3 separate regions of the Mus musculus genome follow, and regions 1 and 2 are each linked to region 3. Evidence: chromatin loops called from intact Hi-C (ENCODE). Cell type or tissue: left cerebral cortex. All regions are shown on one strand.

Region 1 (2,500 bases), 79 kb before region 3:
CTTTGGGGAACAGTCCCTTCGGGAGTGACTCAGAGCCAGGGAAAAGAAAGAGAAATGGACCTGTTTGGATCTGAGCAAGTGAGACCCAGCCTTCATTGCTAAGTCAAGAGCCCCTGTGCCAGGGCCAAACAATGTCCCCCAACTTTCTAAAGAAAACCCCAGCCCTATCAGCCACAGGATTCCTGAAAACTGCAACAGCTGCAAGCTCAGGACGAGAGCCGTTCGGGCAGACAACGCATGGCTCCACAGAACCACTGACAGCCAACATGGCCGGGAAAAACACGGGGAGCACAGCTGCCAGCTGCCCTGTCACCTCTGGAGGACTTCAGCCCAGCCTCCTACAGCACAGGAGACCAAGGCGGGCGACCAGTGCCCAGACCCTGGGGACTAGATTAACTCCATCTCGCCGTGGACTTTTGCCTGAGACAAAGGCCATCTTATACAGGCATTGTGAGGGCTGGCTGCAGTGGGGTGGGGCTCAGTGGCCAAGCACCTGCCTGGCATGCACAAGCTCCAGGCTCCATCCCTAGTACTGTGTGGGTGGGAGAGGACCCAAGACATTTGTTCTAGACACTTCTACTCTGAATTCACTGCCCTGTTAAAAACCAGTCCCCATCTCCTACAGAGCAACCCGGACCTGATGCGTCTGAGCTTCACTCACACAGGGGTCTGGCAGCCCAGGTTGGGAGACAGCAAGCTCCTGCTCGTGGATGAAACTAACCGCAGCTGAGGAGACCACAGAGAGGTGACAGCTGGCTGGCCTGAAGAACTTAACTTTCCTTGGGCCCTGCCTTTCTTGTTGACAGTTGCCTCGCATGCAAGAGGGAAGTGAGGTGGCAAAGTGTATGTATGTAAGAAAAAAGAAGAAGAAAAACCCAAAAAGCTAACCGAAGTCTCAGAGGCAAACGTCAGTGAAAAGATAAGACGCCACAGAAACCCATTCAGGAACCACAACCACTTCTTAGAGGAAGACATTAAAAAGAAGCCACAACTCAAGGTTCAAAGAGAGCTGAAAGAAAAACCGACGGAAGCCCCGACGACCTCACCTTGTTCACCTTGGACAGGGGAAGCTGAGTTAAGAGTTTAAACTTCAAAAGGCTCAGACTGTGGAGCAGCTGGGCAGGAGGCCCGGATGTGGCCTCTGACTACCAAGGACATGGTGTGGGACCTCAATGGCCCTTGGCACTGGTGAGCCTTTCTCTCACAAGAAACCTGGGTTCTTGGCTCCAGGGCTGCTGCCGGCCTCCAAAGGCCCAAATGCACACCGACTCCATCATCCACAACTCCGGGCTGCAGCTGAGAGGGATGGATACTAAAGAAATGAACTCCATCTGCTAGTCACCATGGCCCCCAACCACCCAGCCTTCAGCTTCCACGAGAACCACGTGCTTTACCAGTCCTCAAACATTCGGGCCACAGCTGGCATTTCTGAGTGGACAGTCAAGCTGCCCTTCCTGCCCAGCAAGCTGACATTATCATCCTAAGACCAGATCCCACCTCAGTGAGCTTGGGTTCTCCCCGATGGTGGATCACCACTGACAGCATACCCGCAGACCCGCTGAGGCTGCAAAGCCCCTGTCAAGAGCCAGGCTCTCCAGACAGACACGCTTAGCAGCGTGCACAACCCCCACGATCGCACACGCAGACACGGGTTCCTGTACATCGTACCCCTGCCATGCACGCCCGGGGACACCTGACCCAGACAGGCAGGTGGCAGGGCCCACCTGCGCCCAGGTTCCAGGTCGGTGCAAGTGGACATATCGTTGAGTGTTATGTCACCTAAGAACCGGGATTGACAGGACAAAGGCCTTCTCGTGTCCCCAGCCTGGGCCGTGACACCGAACACACAAAGGGGGCCGCGCGCTGACGCAGGCCTCCGGGTCCCTTAGTAGGTCATCTCCAGGCTGGCCGGTAAAGGACCCCAGCCGCGCTGCCCCACCGCGCGCGCTTGCGCTCACCTTGTGGCAAGCCGAGCAGGTGGGCAGCGCGCCGCTGGGCCCGGGCGCGCTCTTGCCACCGCCACCACCGCCGCCGCCGCCGCCACCGCCGCTGTTCAGGCTGCTCTGGATCTGTGTGAGCTCCTGGCGCAGCACCTGCTTCTGGTGGAAGCTGAAGGCCGGGTGGTTAGAGGCCATGGTGAAGAGCAGGAGGAACTCATCGCCCGTGCGACCCTCGTTGAGCTGCAGCCCGTAGTTGTGGATGATGGAGTCGGTGTGCGTGAGCGTGCGGTACAAGACGCCCGCCGCCTCGCGCTGCTCCGAGCCCAGCAGGGCCAGCGACACCAGCAGCTTGCTGCGCACCACCTCGTCCGTCAGGTTGGTGAGGCTGCCCAGGTCGGCCGGGTTGTTGGCCTTGATCTCCGAGTCGCGCAGCGAATGGTAGTCCTTGCGTGCCAAGTCCTCCAGGCACGAGCCGAGGAAGCGCAACTCGAGCGGGATGCACAGGTCCAGCAGGCCGCACAGGAACTCCACACGCTGCGGCGACGGCAGTTCAGAGAACC
Region 2 (2,500 bases), 55 kb after region 3:
CTCTGGTAGCCCACCGAGCCCTGGCCACCAGCACATCTCTCAGATGTTTCTGGTTTAGAGGGAGGAGGTGGCCATCAACTCTCTGCACACAGTTTCTCTCACCCAGCAGCTCTTAGCTTAAAGAGACAGACAGACAGACAGACAGACAGGAACAAAGAAAGGAAGCAAGCAAGCCCTGGATTCCAGTGGAGAGGTTAGTCAGACTGAGGTGGCTCTTGCTTAAGTCGGTGGGCCGCAGGTAATCTGCCCCACATTCAGACTGCTAAGCACGGAACTGACCCCAAGCCAGGTGAACCACATGTAGAATATGTAGGTCAACAAACATGTTAGTAATTCCCGCAGGTCCCCAGGCTCCAGTCTGCTGCTGGTTCCTTCCTGGGATCCTACTATACTATACTGTCCCTACTATGCTCTCCCTAGAAGCTTGAGTTGGAGGGGACTCCATACTAGCTGAGGCACTTCTGTGTGGAATGGTGACCAAGAGATTTATCCACCAGACATTCTGATGATCTTGGACAAAACCCATAAGAGCCAGCCCTGTCCACAGCTGGACCTTTGCCTACCAGATGTGTGCCCTTATGCCCCATGTACATGGGCCTTGGAGCACCCAGCTGTCCCAGGATAGCGGTTCTTCTGGGGAGACCTAAGCTCCTGTCTATTTTCTGTTCAGAGATGTCTCCTTGAGAGAGTCTATGAGAATATCCTTCAACTTGCAGTACCTCAGCTGTCCCCTTACTGGGACAGGACTAGACCGTGGGACTTGGCTGATGCAGAACCCCTTCCTGGCTGTTGCTCTCTATGGTCTCTGGCCAATGGCTGCTGCCTGGGAGGCTGCCATGGCCTCCTCTCTCCAGTATTGTGTTACTTCCAGGTGCCCTTACATTCCTTCTGTGATTCACTTCTAAAAACATCACCGAAGCGTTTATCAGCTAGGGGCAGAAGGCTGCCCTCCCTTGGGCTGGCTGCTTGGGGAAGACCCTGGTGGCCAGTCCCTCTGAGACTGTCTGAAGCCACAGGGCTGGAAGGAGGGATACAGGATGAGTCAGAGCAGTGCCCGGAGCATAGAAGCTGATTCCTTACTTATCCTTAAAGCCGGCACAGCCATGGACCAGGACTTGAGGCAGGAATAAAGGCATTGAGATGAATTTGCCCCAGTTCCCTTCTTGGTCTTCCGGAGACACGGGCTTTGCAGCTGATTTCAGCTGAGCATGATCTCCATGGTGCTGGTGGGCAGGCACAAGTCTCCCTGTAAGGTGTAGAGCACTCTCACCCTTTTGAAGAAGGCCACAGGGCACACAGCAGGCTCATGCCCTCACTATCCAGGTCCCCGTTTCCCACCTAAGAGACTCTGGTGACAGAAAGTACTTTGCTTTAAGGTCCTACCAGTTATCTTTGCTGAGTGACCCAACCCACGCTGGGCGCAAGACCTCTCTGCAGTGGGCTCCATGTAACTCTGAGCGCTTTTGTCTCCCACCCAAGGGCTTGAGTACCAGAGGCCAAAGCACCAGATGTCCTGCGATGATATCGAGGTGCTCTCCACCGGGACACCCCTACAGCAGGAGAGCCCCGAGCTGTACCGAAAGGGCACCACCCCTTCTGATCTGACCCCTGACGACAGTCCCCTGCAGAGCTTCCCCGCCAGCCCCACATCTACCCCTCCGCCAGCTCCTGCCTCCAGGACCAAGATGGCCCACTTCTCCAGGCAGGTCTCCGTGGACGAGGAGCGAAGCGGGGACATCCAGATGCTCCTCGAGGGCCGCGGAGGGGACTATGCCCGCAACAGCTGGGGCGAGGAGAAGGCTGGGGCCTCTAGGGGTATCCGCAGCGGTGCCCTACGCAGCGGCCAGCCCACTGAGGACTTCCGCACCCGGGGCTCAGGCCACAAGCAGCCTGGGAACCCCAAGCCCCGGGAGCGGCGGACGGAGTCCCCCACCACGTTCTCATGGACTTCCCACCACCGGGCAGGCAATCCCTGTTCTGGGGGCCCCAAGCTGCTAGAGCCAGATGAGGAGCAGCTGAGCAACTACAAGCTGGAGATGAAGCCCTTACTGAGGATGGATGCCTGTCCACAGGATACGCACCCACAGAGACGGCGTCATAGCCGGGGTGCTGGGGGGGACAGGGGCTTCGGGCTACAGAGACTGAGGTCCAAGTCCCAAAACAAGGAGAACCTTAGGCCAGCCTCCTCTGCAGAACCCACGGTGCAGAAACTCGAGAGCCTGCGGCTGGGGGACCGGCCCGAGCCCCGTCTGCTGCGTTGGGACCTGACCTTCTCCCCACCCCAGAAGTCCCTGCCTGTTGCACTCGAGTCTGACGAGGAGACTGGAGATGAGCTCAAGTCCAGCACGGTGAGTGGCGCCCACCCCTTGCTGGGCAGAGGAAGTGGGACCAGAGCCACCTCGTGTTCCCTCTGCTTTCTGTGGATTTCCTTGCCAGGGGTTGGGGTGTGGATGTCTATGGGAAGGAAGCAGAGATACTGTGTCATAGGGACCACACTTGC
Region 3 (2,500 bases):
CTGGCTGGAGACCAGCATCACTTACCAGAGGGAATGTATTTGCCATGCAGTGCTGTGTGAGCAAGGGCTGCAGAGTCAGCAAAAGGGGGGCAGGAAATAAAATGGAAGACACAGTGTGTTGCCAGGCATGGTTTATCCCTACAGTGTAGGGGAAGGAGTGGCAGGTTGAGAGCTCAGCCTCCCCATCACGATCCCAGTGACAGTCCTACTCCCTCACCCTCACTGGATGCTGGATACCTGGTCCTTGGATTCTCACTGGGACTCAACTAGAACTGTTAGTCCCATTTTACAGGTCAGGCAACTGAGCACAGAGACATGAAGTGGCTACCCAAAGCCACACAGCCTGGAATCAGGATGTGAAGCCCAGCCTATAGAAGATGAGTCTGTGGCCCACTTGACCACATCCTCGTAATAAGCTAACAGACTCATCCCACTGGCTCATAGTCCATTAACACATTGGAACACACAGAAACAAAGTCTGGGAGATTGGAGATTTTCTGCCCTCCAGGTATACGGCAGGCTGATGTGTGTCTGCTTGGTGATGGTGGGCTATGCATGCTAACTTCCAATCAAGTCCAAGATGTGATGCACCCTGAAGTCCACCATAGGCCATTTGAAGGCAAACCCTGACTCAAGGACCAGAGTGGCTGGAAACCTCGGATACAGAACAGGAACTGACAGCTTCTCAAAGCCTTTGGGGAGAAAAGAGGATGCCACCATCTGACTGGTGGGCCTTAAGGAGAGGTTGTTGTGCTTAAGACAAGGAGTTGGGGTTGGGGTTGAGATCTGGGGTTCTGGAAGCGCCCCGATGACCCCGGCTGGCTGCAGGTGCCACCATGCACCTCTTTTGCTCCCAGTCAGGGACTCCCCACCACCGGGGCTTACTGGGTCTCTTGTCACCACCAACCCCCACTAACCCCAACCCTGTGCAACTGTGAAGCCATGCAGACCCCCTCCTCCTCAGCCCACTGCAATGCCCGCTGCCATTCCCTGCATGCAGTCCGGGAGGGCAGGGGATGTGGGCTCCTGTCTTCGGATTGATGGTCCAGGAAATGCATTTTCAATTAGTCCCATGATGCTAGCATCTCTTGGTGGGGGTGGGTAATGAGAGAGAGAGAGAGAGACAGAGAGAGACAGAGAGAGAGAGAGAGAGAGAGAGAGGGAGAGAGAGAGACCTAGTAACCGCGGAGTGGTAACCCCAAAGAGCGACAGCTTCTGGAGTGGGGGGGATACCTGTTGGCCAGGGCGCAAGGCCCACGGGATTGGGGTGGCTTTGCTCCAAGATGCAAACGTGTGACCCAACTTTCTATTAATTTTTAGAGGGGCTAAACGCTATTCGCTAAAGGTGTGTTTTCGAAGGTGAGCGCCTCCCCGGGGACCCCCCAGCGGCCCTGAAAGAAGGAGGAGAGAGTGTGTCACAGGGAGAAACCACCTGTGGTTGGCAGGAGCCTCTCAGTCAAGTCGTGGCCCGCACGGGCCGCGGTGCGGGTGTCCCCGGAGGTAGCGGGGTGGGGACCGCGCGGCCCTCGATTGCCTGCGGCGCCCGCGCCTCCTCCCGGCTCCCCACCGCGGCGTGCGCTCGCGGTGCCCGGTTCCTTCCCGTTACGCAGTTCCTGTCCCTTTAAATCCCAGCCCCTGGCAGCGGAGACTGGGGCGCGCCGGCCGGACCCCGGGCCAGGGGAGGGGCAGGGCGCCCCGGGGTCCTCGCGTGCGCGCGCGCGCGCCCGCCAGCGCCCCTCTCCAGGCGGCCGCGCGCTTGCCGGGGCTCGGAGCGCAAGCCGCCGCCGCAGTGCCGCTGCCCGGTCCGGCCGGGATCGGTGCAGCCGCGCGCGCCGCCGCCCGCGGGCCCCGCCGCCCGGGCCTGAGCCGCGCCCCGCGCCCTCCCGCTCCCGGGGCGCGCGGCGAGGGGCCCTGGCGGCGAGGTGGAGCCGCGGGCACCAGCCGCTCCCCCGCCCTGCGCCGCCCCTCCCCCGCCTCCTCCCGGTCCTGTCTCCAGCGGGAGCGCGAGACGCTGGTCAGGCTCCGGCGCAGCTCGAAAATGAACAATCGCCGCTGGCGGACCTAGACGCCGCCGCCGGTCCGCGCGCGGGGTCGCGGGCGTGCTTCGTCCTCCCCCCCCCCACCCCCCCGAAAAGAGCATCGCAACAAAAAGCCAGCCAGCCAACCAAGACTCCGGTTTGTTGATCGCCTTGTTTCTTTTTTTTTTTTTTTTTTTTTTTTTTTCACCGCTTGCGGGATTCGCAAACCGCGTTACATGCATGTCCAGTGGGGGTAGGTTTAATTTTGACGATGGAGGGTCCTACTGCGGAGGCTGGGAGGACGGCAAGGCGCACGGCCATGGCGTCTGCACCGGCCCGAAGGGCCAGGGCGAATACACCGGCTCGTGGAGCCACGGCTTTGAGGTGCTGGGCGTCTACACCTGGCCAAGCGGCAACACGTACCAAGGCACCTGGGCGCAGGGCAAGCGCCACGGCATCGGCCTGGAGAGCAAGGGGAAGTG

Evidence for each region. A loop is a pair of places that touch in the nucleus more often than their neighbours do. Peaks named below come from ENCODE experiments on the same cell type or tissue, not always from the same donor. Only the 100,000 strongest peaks of a DNase experiment are listed, where the experiment ranks them.
Region 1: it touches region 3 in a loop (4-fold over the local background); 4 of 42 quality-filtered maps call a loop at or near these places.
Region 2: it touches region 3 in a loop (2.4-fold over the local background); 3 of 42 quality-filtered maps call a loop at or near these places.

What each region holds. Positions count from the first base shown.
Region 1 is chr8:121,649,767-121,652,266 of GRCm38, forward strand. Zcchc14 (zinc finger, CCHC domain containing 14) reads right to left here and starts at 2,167. Exons shown (of 13, transcript NM_080855.2): 1 at 1,959-2,167. The coding sequence starts at 2,135. In left cerebral cortex, no CTCF peak of the experiment used is centred here; DNase peaks (open chromatin) are centred at 581, 1,323, 1,834 and 2,271; H3K4me3 peaks cover 2,500 bases; H3K27ac peaks cover 1,156 bases.
Region 2 is chr8:121,783,081-121,785,580 of GRCm38, forward strand. Jph3 (junctophilin 3) reads left to right here. Exons shown (of 5, transcript NM_020605.3): 4 at 1,480-2,348. Among named protein-coding and RNA genes, the nearest start is that of Klhdc4, 45 kb to the right of the region's middle. In left cerebral cortex, no CTCF peak of the experiment used is centred here; a DNase peak (open chromatin) is centred at 985; H3K27ac peaks cover 2 bases.
Region 3 is chr8:121,728,365-121,730,864 of GRCm38, forward strand. Jph3 (junctophilin 3) reads left to right here and starts at 2,195. Exons shown (of 5, transcript NM_020605.3): 1 at 2,195-2,500. The coding sequence starts at 2,259. It overlaps Gm46065 (predicted gene, 46065), which reads right to left and starts at 2,113. Exons shown (of 3, transcript NR_165833.1): 1 at 1,433-2,113. In left cerebral cortex, no CTCF peak of the experiment used is centred here; DNase peaks (open chromatin) are centred at 1,535, 2,055 and 2,463; H3K4me3 peaks cover 1,128 bases; H3K27ac peaks cover 827 bases.